Regions from separate parts of the Mus musculus genome. Here region 1 is linked to region 2. Evidence: chromatin loops called from intact Hi-C (ENCODE). Cell type or tissue: gastrocnemius. All regions are shown on one strand.

What was found. Peaks named below come from ENCODE experiments on the same cell type or tissue, not always from the same donor. Only the 100,000 strongest peaks of a DNase experiment are listed, where the experiment ranks them.
Region 1: a loop joins it to region 2, with 2.5 times the contacts of the local background. A loop is called at or near these places in 8 of 42 quality-filtered maps.

The regions. Positions count from the first base shown.
Region 1 is chr11:58,161,962-58,169,961 of GRCm38, forward strand. Gemin5 (gem nuclear organelle associated protein 5) reads right to left here and starts at 6,578. Exons shown (of 28, transcript NM_172558.3): 1 at 6,327-6,578; 2 at 5,748-5,908; 3 at 3,932-4,113; 4 at 2,296-2,447; 5 at 1,833-1,952. The coding sequence starts at 6,492. In gastrocnemius, CTCF peaks have their summits at 3,309 (motif pointing left) and 6,589; DNase peaks (open chromatin) are centred at 6,300 and 6,574; H3K4me3 peaks cover 1,651 bases; H3K27ac peaks cover 1,342 bases.
Region 2 is chr11:58,102,878-58,110,877 of GRCm38, forward strand. Cnot8 (CCR4-NOT transcription complex, subunit 8) reads left to right here and starts at 1,093. Exons shown (of 7, transcript NM_026949.5): 1 at 1,093-1,331; 2 at 6,679-6,889. The coding sequence starts at 6,773. In gastrocnemius, a CTCF peak has its summit at 4,348; DNase peaks (open chromatin) are centred at 631 and 1,127; H3K4me3 peaks cover 2,358 bases; H3K27ac peaks cover 2,291 bases.

The DNA of each region.
Region 1 (8,000 bases), 59 kb after region 2:
GACCCAATCATCTGTACTGCCCATCAGAACCACAAGCACAGCTTTAAAAACATACATGCCAGTAGGGTATGGTGGAGCACACCTTTAATCCCAGTACTCAGAAGGCAGATTCAGGCACATCTGATCTACCAAACAAGTTCCAGGACAGCCAAGACTTCACAGAGAAACCCTGTCTCAAACAAAACAGAGCAACACATACACGCCAGGGTCCAAGTTCAGAGATGTGATTCGGGAGATTCCAAGTGGAGTACAGAAAACCCTCAGTACCCTCAGTACTCTCAGTACCCTCAGTACTCTCAGTACCCTTAGTACTCTCAGTACCCTCAGTACTCTCAGTACCCTCAGTACTCTCCAGCAGGTCTGCTGTACAAGGAGAACATAAGGCTACTGTGGACAGCTATTGTGTTCACGGATTCTCAGGCAGGTGTCTTGGGGGGAAGAGGGATGTTTAGCCTAATTTGAAGCAAGTGATGGGCCTGGCGAGATGGCTCTGGACAAGGTGCTTGCCACACAGATGAGTCTGATCCCCAGGACTCACATAAAGGTGATGTGTGCCGTCACAGCGCTAACTAAAATTTGAAGACAATGTAACATAGCCAGCTTGTTCATGGGCTCAGTATGCACACTGAGTCTGTGTCACTGTTTTTCCATTCTTAACACTCAAGGAAAGCCCATTATTCGCATTCTTATAGTAAAGATCTTGCTCTCAGGTGATCTCTGTGAGTTTGAGGCCAGCTTGGTATACATAGCAAGATCTAGGACAGCCTTACTCTGCATGCCAGGCAAGACTCTTTCAGCAAAGCCGGGGTTCTTGCCTTCTAGAAGGCACTAGAAAACAGACACAAAGGCCAGGTGTCCAGAACAGAGAGGTCTAAACAGGTTATAAGGGACAGCAACTTTCTGGTAAGCAAGATTTTAGCTAGATGATATTCTTAGAATGAGATGAAACAAAACAAATAGATAATTCTACTGCAACAGTACAGAATTTGCCACTGAAGAGACACTGTGACAAAACAGGAAACTTGGAAAGACAATCTCAGTGAGGGATTATCTAGATTAGTTTGGCCTCTGAGTATGACTGTGGGTGACTGTCAATTTGTAAAGAGGGTCCAGCCCACTATGGGATGTATCATTTCTTGTGTAGGCAGTCCAGGCTATCCAAAAAAGCCAGCTGAGCCAGCACATGACATTCCTCCATTGGACAGTTTCTACATCAAGGTCCCACCTTGACTTCCCTTAGTGACAGACTCTAATTTAGAAGCTGAAACAACCCCCCCCCCTAGTTTCTTTTGGTCTGTGTTTTATCAGAGCAGCAGAAAGGAGCTGGAGCACAGTCTGCAGATGGGTGGTGCTGTTCATTTGGGGGGTTAGGTCCTGAGCTGCTAAGTGTAGAGAAAGCTGAGCAGAGGTGGGCAGCAATCCTCTCCTCTCTGCTCCTCACTGCAGAGGAGACAGCCCGACTCATTCTGACTCCTCTGAAGAATGGGTTGCAGAGCAGTGGAAGAGAATAGCTCGCCAGTTAGGAGGACTTGTTGCTCTCTAGCACCCACATGGTGACCAAGAACAGTTTATAACTCCAGTTCCTACAGAAGCCAGTGCCTTTTTCTGGCCTCCCTGAACACACACACACACAGCACACAGACATATGTCTATGCAAAAACATCTATATACAAAAAAGCAAATCAATTCTTAAAAAAAAAAAAAAGTAATAAAATGATGGACCAGAACCTAGAACTAAGTAAGCTGCAATCACTTAGTCCCTCCAAGGTGGGTAGTTGTGTTACCATAGCAACAGAAAAGAAAGCAGGATAACCCCTAGGCATCAACCTTACCCCGGCCGCGGGAACAGCTCCAGATTCGAATGGTCTGATCTTTGCTTCCTGTGGCTAAGTAGCAGCCTTTTGTGATGGGGGTTTCTGCTATAAGCTTCCCATTGGGAATGTCAGGTTCTTCTAGGAAAGAGACAGAGATTTTATTTTTTAAAGATATATATATATAAATGCTCTGTCTTCATGCACACTAGAAGAGGGAATCAGACCCGTAACAGATGGGTGTGAACCACCACGTGGTTGCTGGGAATTGAACTCAGGACCCGGGAAGAGCAGCTAGTAACTGCTTATTTTTAATTTACACTGGACATGCACTGTGGTTACAGAGTAACTCAGCAAAGTCAGCTCCTCCCCATTTCCTAGTTTGCTCTGCGAGGCTCAGGGTCTAAGCATAATTCAGAAGCTGCAACTCAACACTTAGTTCTTTAGGGCTGGAGAGAGCAGAGCTCTCCTTCCATCATCTTACCCGAGTTTTCCTCTTGGCTGATGGATAAGCAGTCTTCACCAGACAGAGGACACCAGGCTATGGAGTGGATCTCGTCATCGTGGCCTCGAAGTCTGTGAATAACTTCTCCCTTTTTACTGATGTCAATGATAACCACTATGCCATCTTTGTAGCTGAAAAATAAGTTAGAAACATTTCAGGAGCCTGCAGATCGACACTGCCAAGCCTCTCACCTGTCTGAGTTCTAACCCAAGCAGCACAGTATCATAGAACTTTCTTTTTTCTTCTTTTCTGCCTGCTTAGATACCGGTTCAAATCCCACATATGCTTACCCTGAGACTCTAGACTACTCTTTCTCTGGAGACTCCCTTTCCACCACGCCCCACCTCTTTTTACAGCTGTTTACAGACTTCCAAGGCAGACCCTAACTCAAAAGACAAGGCTTTCCTCCTCTTCTCTACCCACTCCTCCCAGTACCCACTAAGTTTACAGCTTGTCTGCATTGCTGCTGCCCTGAAAAGGGAAAAGATTTTAGCAATGAAAACAGTTAACTGATAAACTTTGTTTGTGACAGCTTTACACATCACAGACTGGCTGCACACCTACTATGCACCGAGGGTGATCATGAACTTCATTCACCTTCCAAGGGCTGAGATCACAGCATGAGCCAACATATTTGCTTTATACAGTACCTGGGACTGAGCACAGGCCTTTGTATGTGCTAGAGAAGCCCTCTGCCAGAGGAGCCACATCCTTAGCTCCACAAATGATACTGCTTTCCAACTACAAACTTAACAGGAACCGTTAAACTGTACCTAAGTGTCAATCTATGAATTCAGCAGAAACCCATAGACTCTAATAGCTTTTTAAAAAGTGAATTATTTTGAACACGTTTAAAAGTATCTATTGGGAGCTAGAGAGACAGTTCAGCCCTTAAGAGCACCAGCTGCTCTTCTAGAGGAACCAAAGTCCCAGTATTCACAAGGTGGCTCACAACCATCTGTCATTCCAGTCCCTGAGGATCTGGTGCCCTCTTCAGGTCTCCTAGGGCACTGCAAACACATGGTACACAAAACACATATGCAAGCAAAATAACTATACATGGTAAAAAGACAACCAACCAAAAAACCTTAAAGTATTTTATACTTAGCTTAGGAAAAATAGCTTATACCTACTCCTACCAAGTTTCTGCTTTGACTTCCTAGTGGAAGCCAATGTTTCTGCGTTATAATCTAGCATCCCTAGCCTTTCTTCATAAATGTTCCCGAGTCAGACCCAAACGATCCTGTACATCCAAAGGCTTCATAAAGGGTATCATGAAGCTGGCCTTCTTTGTCCTATTTGTGAGGTACATAAAGCAGAGTCACCTGGCACTCTACAGTTAACACCACATCCAAGGATAGTCTAAGTCAGCCAAGAGCGAAAGAAGGCACTTCTAACTTTTGAAGGGTGGCTTGAAAATTCAGTATCATAGAAAACACAGCATCATAGAAATATGGGGAGCAGAGCAAAGTCTGGAACTGGAGCTCACAGGATCATATGACACCCTGGGCTGCTGTCGTCCTCTGAGGACTGAGGCACACAGGCAAGAGGAAAGAAAAGCAGGATCATAAACTAAGCCAAACCACCAGCAGACAGCACAGTACTCGGTACTCACCCAATGGCTACTAGATTTTCGTGATGAGGTGAACACGTCAGACAGAATATGGTCCTGGGCTCTGTGAAGAGGTGCTGGCTGTCATTTCTGTTAAGCCAGTAACAGAAAACGACTCCTTTTTCATCCCCAGAGACTATTAAGTCCTTAACTGTCGGAGACCAATGCAGTGCTGATATTGTATGCTTCAAACAAAGCAAAGCCAGATGAGTCTCATTTGTGAGTGTTGGGCTGTAAACCAGCCTAATGCTACCCACATTACAGGTACTTAAGAAATATGCTATAACTACCTGTATAGCAATATAGTAAGTCTAAAGTTAAAACTTTTTGTGTGGTTTTGAGACCGTCTTACTTTGTAATTTTGGCCTGGAACTCAAGGCAATCCTTCTGCCTGTCTCCTGAGTACAAGAATTCTAGAATTGCAGCCATGCACCACCATGCCTGGGGATACTGACATGGACGTGCACAGACACACTTTTTACTCATGTGTGCAAAGCCACATGTGTGTCTATGCAGGCCAGAAGAGGTGAACGGATTCCCTGGAGCTGGTTATGAGCCAACCCACAAGGGTGATGGGAACCCGACTTGGGTTCTCTGGGACAGTAGGAGGCACTCTTAATGGATGAACCATCTCTCCAGCCCCTATATTTTCTATTTATTGTGTTGGGGAGAGCATGTGCCACAGCCGAGCATGTGGAAGGCAGAAGACTCTGTGGAGCCAGTTCTCTCTTACTTTCATGGAGATTAAACTGCTCAAGGGGCTGGAGAGACCGCTCAGTGGTTAACAACACTTGCTGCTTTTGCAGAGCTTTGGTTCCTAGCACCCACATGGTGACCAACAATCACCAGAAACTTCAGTTTTCATGTACTTCTTACCACCATAGACACCAGGCCTATAGGCGAAATACACATACACAATTCAAGTAAAGAAAACAAAATAAAACAAAGTATCAAAACTCAGGTCATCAGGCTTCCAGGACAGGCCCTTGAACCTGGAAAGCCTTCTCATCAGTTATCAGTCCGGGTATATATTTTATATGGACCTATTGGCTCTGTTAGACTTTGTAGGCCATGCTCTCAGTGGCTGTTCCTCAATTCTATTGTTATATCATCAAAGCAGCTACAGATAAGAGTTAGTGACTAAGCCGGGCGTGGTGGCACACGCCTTTAATCCCAGCACTTGGGAGGCAGAGGCAGGCGGATTTCTGAGTTCAAGGCCAGCCTGGTCTACAGAGTGAGTTCCAGGACAGCCAGGGCTACACAGAGAAACCCTGTCTCGGAAAAAAAAAAAAAAAAAAAAAAAAAAAAGAGTTAGTGACTAGGGGCTGGAGAATAGCTCAGTGGCTACTTATCAAGAGGTCCCAGGTTTGATTCCCAGAGCTCTCACGGTAGTTTTAAACGGTCTATAACGGGATCTGAATGTCCCCCTTTGGTGTGCAGGCATACATTGGAAAAACTGACACCCCCCCCCTTCTCTCTCTCTCTATATATATACATATATATATATAAAAAAGAGAATGACTATCTATCTTTTTGCCTCCACTTCCCAAGTGCTATGATTACAGGTGTGCACCACCATGTTCATTTATGCAGTTCTGGGGACTGAGCCCAGGGCTTTGAGTGTGCTAGCCAGGCACTCTACCTAGCCAAGTTACAGCTGCTACCAGAAACTCTACTTTCTAAACAAAACATGCATCTTTAAAAAAAAGTTATTTGAGAGACTTTCCAACATATCTAAGTAGCCAACAAAAATGAGTAGCATTCCTCCATATGCATGAGATCTATTAAAACAATCTGAGGCCTCAGGATGCACAATTACCTGATGGAGTGTGTGTTCTGTCACTACAGTCTTGGTCTCTACATCCCAAACCTTCACAGTTCCATCGTCTGAGCTGGTGGCACAGAGGTTGTATTGTCCAGGGTGATGAGAAAAAGTGAAACCAGATACTCTTTCAGTGTGTCCCACCAACTCTCCTACCACTGCAAGCAAAACCAGACTTGGTTAACTAAAGCACTATCCAGACAGTTAGCCTGCATGTTGCTGGACAAACAACAAGCAGATAAACAGAAGTCACTTAACACACATGGAACAGAAACATCCACAGACGAAAGACAGAAACGCTGGGTGTCATCACCACTCATCTTACAGACATCACCGTCAAGTAATTGCCCAGCGGGATCAGAGAAGGGAGAACAGCCCCCACCCCAGGGGGCGTACTAGGGGCCGGCAGGGCCTTGGCCAAGCAGGAAGGCCAGGAGCACCCTAAACGCCGGGTCTAGGCTGGGTCAGTCCCTCCAAGCGAGAGAGGCCACGTGCGCGCGCCGCCGGACCCGGCGACTTACAGAACTCCCCCAAGAGGACGGCAGGAAGGACTGCGCCGACCCGTGAGGGGCTCACCTCGAAACGGGGGCGCCCCTGGGCTCGCGCCCGCACCCGGACCCACGCGGACGAGGAAGACGGAGGTCCGCGCAGCGAAGCCAAAGATGCCTCCGGGCGCCGCGTCGCTGCAGCGTGAGCAGTACCAGTTGGGGGACGGCGGCAGCGTCCGCGGCTCCGGCTTCATCTCCGCGGCCGCCCAAGCTCAGCAGAGGAGCTCTGGGACGGTGGTTCGCAACCGCGGCGTGGAGCGGGAGGGGGCGGGATCGATTTAAACCCCGCCCCTGGAGGCGGGCGCTACGGAGCGCGTTGAGGCCCAACCCGCGCCTCTCGCTCCCGTGCGCCGCCTGGAACTAAATTCCAGGTCCTGAGGTTACATATTTTCCTTAATTAAGGATTTAGACCTGTGGAACCCGCCAACCAGCCACTGAGCACACACGCACACGCACACGCACACGCACACACACACACACACACACACGCTAAATAAATAATAAAGGCCAACACACACACACATACACACACACACACACACACACACACACACACACACGCGCTAAATAAATAATAAAGGCCAACATGATGTGAAATACCCTGTTTCTACCAACCTCAAGGTTGACTAAGAGATGAGCTAATGCGTTTGTGTGCATTTACCGCCATATATACCTGTATTTAACTAAAGCTCCTTATTTTGTCCAATCCAGCAAGGCAAGTATTATTAAGCGAGAAACATCTGGGACAGATTGGACAAGGCAGTTCAGTATCCCAATTAAGTTTTTTTTTTTTTGGGGGGGGGGGGTTCGAGACAGGGTTTCTCTGTATAGCCCTGGCTATCCTGGAACTCACTCTGTAGACCAGGCTGGCCTCGAACTCAGAAATCCGCCTGCCTTTGCCTCCCGAGTGCTGGGATTAAAGGCGTGCGCCACCATGCCTGGCAAGTTTTTGTTTGTTTGTTTGTTTGTTTGTTTTTAAATGCTACATAGCGGCGTACTTTTCCAGTTTTTGGGAGGTGTTTTAAAGACAGATGCAAGAGTGTATTTAGCTGAAATACTAAAAGAATGAATCTGAGCTCTGGCTCAGCACTCAGGCAGGAGGATTGCCATGTGCTCCAGGCTAGGCAGCCTGGGCTATAGTATGAGAGCCTGTCAAAATAAATGAAATGAGTCAGGAATCAGAAAGGACAGGAAGAGACTCTGTAGTTGGGTGGGAATTCTGATTCCTGATACTGGGGTATTCAAAGATTAAAGAGCAGAGGTTTGACATCCCGCCTCCTGCTTAATGGAGTGCCTATGCTGTGAGAACTAGTTAGTGGTGTGGAGGGAAAAAAGAATTGAACTCTGCTTACAACTCAAACCCAAGCAACTTGTTCAGATTCGACTGTACTTCTGTACTGCTGTTAGCCCTTCCTGAATGTGGCATATGGAAACTTGCAATGGCTATCATTAATAGAGAGCCCTTACCTATGCTAGCATAGCCTAAGGGCACTAAATTCAGGGTTACCAGACTCCACATTGATCACTAGTTTTGCCAGGAGCACACAAACGCATTAGCTCGTCTCTTAGTCTTTATTATTTATTTAGTGTGTGTGTGTGTGCTCATATTTCACAATGTGTGTGTATGGAGGTCAGAGGTCAAGGAGTTGGTGCTCTCTTTCCATGATATGGGGCCTAGAGACTGACTGACTTCAGCTTGTCA
Region 2 (8,000 bases):
GCAAGGACATGCACTGAACAGACTGAGGGAAGGCAGTGTCTACCTAGCCTAGACAACCCGAACACCTCAAAAGAGGCCAGCCCTGCAGCTAGTCCCATCAACATTGTTGCAGGGAATCCACCGCAGCTACAGTTACTGACTGCCCAGGCCTGGTTCTTTGTGGTGACGGTTGTGGCTTGGTCTAGGGTTTCATCCTCATCACAGTCTTGTGTCTCTATTTACAGATCCTGGAGAGAAACAACAAAGGCTGGGCTTCAGAAACTGTCCCTGACATCGTTACCCCAGAAGCTGGCTGTGCGATTTCACAGTTTGAAAGGCTAGCTCTCATTTAGTCAGTAAGTCCTATTTTGGGGATTTCTTCTGGAATAAAAGTTTAAAATGAAAAGGGCAAAGTGACTGGGAGACGGGATGTCAGAAGGGGGACACCTGCTGTATGCTTACCTACGGCCCCTAGGAGAGGAAGCACCAGGGGAGGGGAGGCGCTCTTCGGAGGTCTTAGTCTTCTTGCCCCGTGGGAAAGCACGAGGTGGCGATACATCCCAGCATGGCCTCGCTACCAGCGAACCCCCTACTCTCCCTGACTGGCCCCTCTCTCTCTGCACTGACCCACAGTGATACCAGGGACACAGCGGACAGCACAGGCCCCGGAGCAGCGCTGCTTAGGCCGTCCAGGTTCTGGGAGGCAGTGCTCAGCTGACCTCATTCATGACTCGGTTTGGTGGCGCTCTCCCACCCCTACCTAATGGTCATCCAGAAGGGGTTCTGTGAATAGATGGTCAGTGAATGAGGGGTTCAGGTTGCAGTAATCGAGGGTCAGGACACCCCATGTGCCCTGCATCATCACCTACAACCAACAGTCGTAATATGCTCTGATGTTAGGAAGTGGGGCCAGTTCTAGATCCCGTCCTTTCCCGAGGCGCGACTCATGATACTCCAGAACCTAGGCGGGGACCAAGTTTACACTGCTAGACGCCGTTTGAGGCCTCAGGGCAAACCTCGTTTTACGCACGCGCCCTCCGCCAAACCCAACTTTCTCGCTCTGCGCCTGCGCAGGGAGGCGGGGCGTAGGTATCTGAGCGCGCACGGGGGGACGGAGCCGAGACCGGCGGGACCGCGCACGCCTGGAGTGACGCGGAGAGTAGGCGAGTCGGGAGGGCGGACGGGTAGAGTGGTGCAACCTCTTGGTTTGGTGCCCATCGTCGGCCGCTCTGGGCGCCAGGACTCACGTCTCCCTGTCGAGCTGGGTTTCTGGAGCGGATCCGGGGCAAGAGGGAGGAGAGCTCGGGGTCAAGGGCCGCTGCCGCCCGCACTCGGCGGGGCCGCCAGCCAGGGTAAGCAGGTTAGGTTGCTTACGGTAGGAGCAGGAGGCGGAAGTGCCTCCGTGGCGACCCATCCTACACACGGGAACACTGAGGCACAGAGGCTACGGGGCTCTCGGTCCCCGGAGTCCAGCCTGGAGGCCTAAGGAATGGTGGGGGAGGCAAGAGGCCGCTCTGCTTGGCTCTTGGGGTGCTGCAGCTTTGCGTGGCAGGGCCGCCGTCGCGGAGCCAGCAAGCTGGATGGGGTGCCGTCTAAGTCCAGGGCTGTGGCCTGGAACGCTCCAGAGGGGACCTGTTGCCATTTCTTCTAACGGGCCGCTGCTTCCTCCTGCGCCCGTCTTGCACTGCTAAAGCCTTTTGTTTAGTCTTCTGGAACAGGGAAGTGAAGCTGATTGTCTCCCAGACGCTCTGGCGCAAACAAAAGCCGACGACGAGCAGGAGACACTCAGTGGAACTGAGTTCTGCACGGCTAGCAGGGAGAGCGTGGTTTCGTGCGTTCGCACTCCTCGCTCTTCAGAGCCCACCTGGGTGCACAGACACCCTGCTCCCAAGTTTGGATAATCAGGAGCGGTCACAACAGATTGCTTGGCAGCCTAGGGTGTGTGTGTGTGTGTGTCAGTGTTTTTGTGTCTGTGTGTGTGAGAACACAGGGCAGTGTGTGTGTGTGTGTGTGTGTGTGTGTGAGAACCCCTTTCTTTCCCTTTGTAGTTTCAAATGTAGCTTGGTTTGGGGATCGAGTTTTAAAGCCAGCCTGTGAGGCAAACATTGCATGGGATCAAAATTTTCCTTTAAGGGAGAGATCGCACAGCTGTTGATACACTCAACCCTCTCCCCCTCACACTCATAAAAATAAATCTTTAAGGGAGAACGCAGCCTCAACCTCCGAACCTTCCTGAAGAATTTTGAAGGATAATTTTTTTAGGGTTTAATGTTTATTAATGTATGAATTTATAATTAATATCACGAGTGTGTTGGTGGAAAAAATAGGCCGAAAAGGCGTCAACATTCTCAGGGGCTGGAGTTACAGGCATTTGTGAGCCAATTCACATGGGTGCTGGAAACCAAACTCTGGTCTTCTGGAAGAGCAGCAAGTGCTCTCAACTGCTAAGCCATCACTCCAGCCCCATTCTTCTTTAAGCTATTATTATTGTTATTGTTATTATTTATTGTGTGTACACAAGTGCCAAGTTGTCCATGTGGAAGTCATATTTGGGGTTTATGTTCTTTTCTTCTATCAAGTGAGTCTGGGGCTCAAAACTTAAGTTGTTCTCAGCTTGGCAGCAAGTACTGGTTGCATACCTCCAAGCTGCCTCCCTGGTCAGTTTAGTTTGCTTTCTTTCCTTCTAAAAACAGGGTCTCAGCTGGCGATGGTGCTGCACGCCTCTAATCCCAGCACTTGGAGGTTGAAGCAGTTAGATCTCTGAGTCCAAGGCCAGTTTGGTGTGCACAGCCTGGGCTACATAGAAAAACCTGTCTCAAGGGCGCACACCTTTAATCCCAGCACTCAGGAGGCAGAGGCAGGCGGGTTTCTGAGTTCGAGGCCAGCCTGGTCTACAGAGTGAGTTCCAGGACAGCCAGGGCTACACAGAGAAACCCTGTCTCAGAAAAAAAAAAAGAAAAAAAGGAAAAAAAAAAAAAAAGACAGTTGTGAGCTGCCATGTGTGTACTGGGATTTGAACCCAGGTCGCCTGGAAGAACAGTCTTAATCACTGAGCCATCTCTCCAACCCTGTCTCAAAGGACAAAATGGAACAATGAAATAAAAGCAGGGTCTTCTCTGATTGTAGCCCAGACTGGCCTCAAGTTCCTGGGGATTCTCCTTTCTCAGCCTCCCGAGTGTGGGACTGCTATCTTACTTCTCAGTATATATAAGTCAGGATGTCAGTTTTTTCTTTGAGTTGTGAAATTCATTATTGTTCTTCTGGTTGAAACCTCAGTAATGAGGTTACCCCAGGGGCTGTTGTTACACAAATAACTGTACTTGAAAACAGAATTCTGAGGTATGGGAACGAGAGGGTGATGAAGAGAAGGTATCTTGGAGCCTGAGCTTCTTGGGTGGAAAGTGGAGGGAGGGCGTTAGTCTGTGTTGAATTGCTGTGTTCTCTCTTCCCTGTGGCCAGCATGCCCAGGAAGTTCCTTTGCTCAGTTAAATGTGCATTATATGGTCTCTCTCATATGCCTGGGAAGGATTCCTTGTGGATCTGCCTGATGATAGAGTCCAAAGCCGAGGCTGATCTGGAACAATCTTTCTTCTTCTTCTTCTTTTTTTTTTGTTTTTTGTTTGTTTTTGAGACAGGGTTTCTCTGAATGGCCCTGGCTGTCCTGGAACTCACTCTGTAGACCAGGCTGGCCTTGAACTCAGAAATCTGCCCGCCTCTGCCTCCTGAGTGCTGGGATTAAAGGCGTGTGCCACCACCTCCCGGCTCGCTTGATGGCTCGCTCTTTCTTCCTTTCTTTTTTTCTTTCTTCCTTCCTTTCTTTCTTCCTTCTTTCTTTCTTTCTTTCTTTCTTTCTTTCTTTCTTTCTTTCTTTCTTTCTTTCTTTCTTTCCTTCCTTCCTTCCTTCCTTCCTTTCCTTTTTCTTTCCTTTCTTTCCTTTCTTTCCTTTCTTTCCTTTCTTTCCTTTCTTTCCTTTCTTTCCTTTCTTTCCTTCCTTCCTTCCTTCCTTCCTTCCTTTCCTTCCTTCCTTCCTTCCTTCCTTCCTTCCTTCCTTCCTTCCTTCCTTCCTTCCTTCCTTCCTTCCTTCCTTCCTTCCTTCCTTCCTTCCTTCCTTCCTTCCTTTCTTTCTTTCTTTCTTTCTTTCTTTCTTTCTTTCTTTCTTTCTTTCTTTCTTTCTTTCAAGTACACGGGAGCTTTCTTCAGATACTCCAGAAAAGAGAGTCAGATCTTGTTACGGATGGTTGTGAGCCACCATGTGGTTGCTGGGATTTAAACTCAGGACCTCTGGAAGGGCCGTCAGTGCTCTTAAACTGCTGAGCCATTTCCCCAGTCCAATCTGGGACTTTTTAAGTCTTAGCACAGGATGGCCACTGGAGGCATAAGCCATCACTCTCTTAGTATCTCTTCATTGGAGAAGAACTGCCTTTTCCATTCTGGAATCTGCCAATCATATACCCACAGATTGGCTAGGGAAAAGTTTGCTGTAAGAATGGCTCCTGTGTCTTTGCCAGTGTCTGCTCCTATGTGGCTCCACTTTACCTGATAATGTAACAGTAGCTTTGAAAGTGGTTGGCTTCCTGAAACAAACTCTCTCTTAAAAAGCTTTAGGCAGTTTGTTTCTTTATGCCTGTGTCCCTTTTTGTTTTAATGGAAACATCTTTTGGAAGTCCAGGAATGGCGTCCACTTACCTGCTATGTAGTTTATGACTTGCTTAGGGAAGCAAGATTATGTCTCTGTTTCAGTAACTGGACATGGGAGGTGACCTCAAGAGCTAGGTGAAGCAGCTGGTGTTGATGGGTGCAGTGCTTGGGGGCAGAGAAGGGCAGTTTTACAAGTTCCGAGGACAGCCTGGAGAACTCTTGACAAACATTTTCTCAGTTGTCAGGAAGCTGAATTTACTGCGCATTCATTGTGAACCAGCTTCTTCCCTGTTCTCTATTAGTTCACTTGCAAGCCTTTATTCATGAAAGAAAAACAGGGGAAGAAATGGGTTGTGTGGTAGCTCCACAGGTGTGTGTATGTTGAGAGCCACCACACAGCTTTCAGTTTCAGGGGAGCATCTGAAGAGTAGCCTGCCTTGAGTGAATGAATGGTCTCTTAAGGAGAAGTAGACAGCATTGAGAGTGATCCTCATTGTCTTCTGGAGTCTCTACTGTATGTCAGTTCCAAAGCTGGGAAACAAGGATTTATTTCCCATGCGCTGGTCTTAGGAAACCCCTCATGTTCATTTACTGTTGCTGCAAGTGTTTGCCCCTGTGCACTGGAGCTCACTGCTACATACTGACTGTGTTCAGGAGCCATACAGTGGGGGGTTTGCCTTATGAGGAAGCTCTTACGTCATTATGCATCCCTCCTCCCAGGGTCTCTCTAGATTGCTACACTGGCCTCTAGCTTGTGTTTAGTTGTGTCTGTGTGTCTGTGTGTGTTTTGGAGTCAAGGATCAAGCCTGAGGCTGTAAGCATGAGCTCTGTCTATGCCTTTTCTGTTCTGTTAATAACTGAGCCTTTTGCGTTGGTTTGCTGTAGTGACAAGTGTTCCGGTGGTGTTGAATTTGACCCGGCCCAGTACTTCCTGTGCTGTACACCGCCGGCCATTCTGCTCCCGTTTGAATTACTTTTACTGGCCTCCTCTTTTTTAATTATTTTACTTTATGTGTATAAATATTTTGCCTGCAGAACGGCTGTGTACCATGTGTCTGTTTGGTGCTTGTTGAGGCCAGAAGAGGGCATCAGACCCCTGGAACTAGAATCATGGTTGGATGTAAGCCACCATCTGGGTACTAGGAACTGACCCTGGATCCTTTATTAGAGCACCAGTGCTTTTAACCGCTGAGTCATTTCTTCAGCCCTATCACCCTCTGTTCTTATTGTGAACTTTACTGCCTAACTTATTTATTATGAGTAAAAAAGTAGACATCACAGGGCTGCAGAGATGGCTCAGCAGTCAGGACCGGTTTCTGCTCTTGCAGAAAACTTAGGTTTGGTTCCTAGCACCATATGGTAGTTACAGCCATCTCTAAGTACAGTTCCAGAGAATCTGATGCCTGCCTTTGTGCATTGTGCACTGCGTGCGCATGGTATATATAAAATCAAAACCACCCCTGTCCAGCGTAACTTGCCTTTTTTTTTTTAAAAGATTTATTTATTTATTTGATGTATATGAGTACGCTGTTGCTGTCTTCAGACACATCAGAAGAGGGCATCAGATCCCATTACAGATGTTTGTGAGCCACCATGTGGTTGCTGGGAATTGAACTCAGGACCTCTGGAAGAGCAGTGGTGCTCTTAACCACTGAGCCATCTCTCTAGCCCAGTAACTTGCCATTTTTAATGTCATGTTAAGGATTCGGGTCAACAGGTAGGGTTTTGTTTGTATCAAGAGAGAACAAACTTGACAAAGGCAAGTGTAAGCACTCCATAGGTAGTGGATGCTGAGTGCACTGACTGTTAATGAAGTTATGGTAAAACTCTGGTTTGTGTGTGTTTTCAGATAGGGTCTTGCTAGGTAGCCCTGGTTGACCTTAAATGGACTCAGTATGCAGTCCACGCTGGTCTCCCTCCTTCTACCTTGGCCTCCTGAGTGTTAGGATCATGTGTCTGGGTCACGTATCTGACTAAAATACAATTTTAATGTGTTTGATTTGTAGATATCTTATACCACCATGTAAACTTAATGTGATTTCAAACTGTCTTTATATCTAGATTGGATCCAGTGTGGACAATTAAATCAAACAGAAGGAGGCTTGTTTGTTTTTTTACATAGTTGGCTCACGGTGGCTCCTCAGGTGCCTTCAGGATGCCTGCGGCACTTGTAGAAAACAGTCAGGTCATCTGTGAGGTGTGGGCCAGCAATCTTGAGGAAGAGATGCGGAAGATCCGTGAGATTGTCCTCAGCTACAGCTATATCGCTATGGTGAGTAGGCCCTCCCCACCAAAGCCAGGGAAGGTTAGACTGATGGAAACCTAATTGCTTTTGTGAATCAAGGCAGCTAGTGTCTCTGAGGAGGGCATAGCTTCTGACACAAGTTTTTGTAATGTGTTCCTCTGATGGAAAGTCTTTTATATTTTTATTTTTGTTTATTTAGATAGGATCTGGATATGTAAGCCCTGGCTAGCCCAGCACTTGCTGGGTAGTCCAGGCAGGCCTTGTGCTTATCCTCCTGCTTCTGCCTTCTTGGTGCTGAGCTATGGTTGCCCCATTGTGCCCAGTATGTGTGGTGCTGGGAAGTGCTCTAGTGTCTGACCTACCTCAGCCCCTTTGGGTATATCTCCTCACACATGGGAATTTGAGCATGTGGTACTTATTAATTTTTTAAAATTTGGAGACAGGGTTTCATGTAACAGGCATATTTCAAGAGGACGACTTGACTTTCTGATCCTCCTGCCTCTATCTCCCAAGTGCTAGGAAGATAGGCATGTACCAACATGCCCAGCCTATGTTTTCAAAATATTCAAACATTTTATTGCTAGCACAAAAAAGGCAGGAGATGTCACATTGCAGATCTGGTGTCTCTGGGTAAAGTGGGAAGGACTGGTACTGTGTGGCTTATTTTCCTGCCCAATGGCGGGTTAGGTGGCACTCTTCTTAGGCCAGCCCCTGAGCACGCAGGTGCTCTGTTTTACTCCAGGCTTGGAGCTTGCCACTGTCTGTATTCAAACCCTGCTTTCACTCCTCTGTCCATAAGAGGCACTAGCCTTACAAGCTCTCCCAGCAGGTTAAGATCCTGTCATCCCAAACACTGGGGGTGAGGGTGTGGGGTCAGGAGTTCAAGATCAATGAGTATAGGCCAGTCTGAGCTTTACAAGGGTATAAAAGGGTTTTATGTACACACGGCAGTGAAATAGTCACTCAGGAAAGAGGAAGGCTGCATTTGTCCTTTATAAAAACATTAGACCAAGGTGGGAGCTCTGAACAGCAGGCCATGAGCCGGGCTTCTCTTTCAAGTATACGTCACACCAAGAAGCTGATGGGATGGAGCGAAGCCCCTGTGAGCCACCCCATCTACTTGGCTGTATTTGTATTT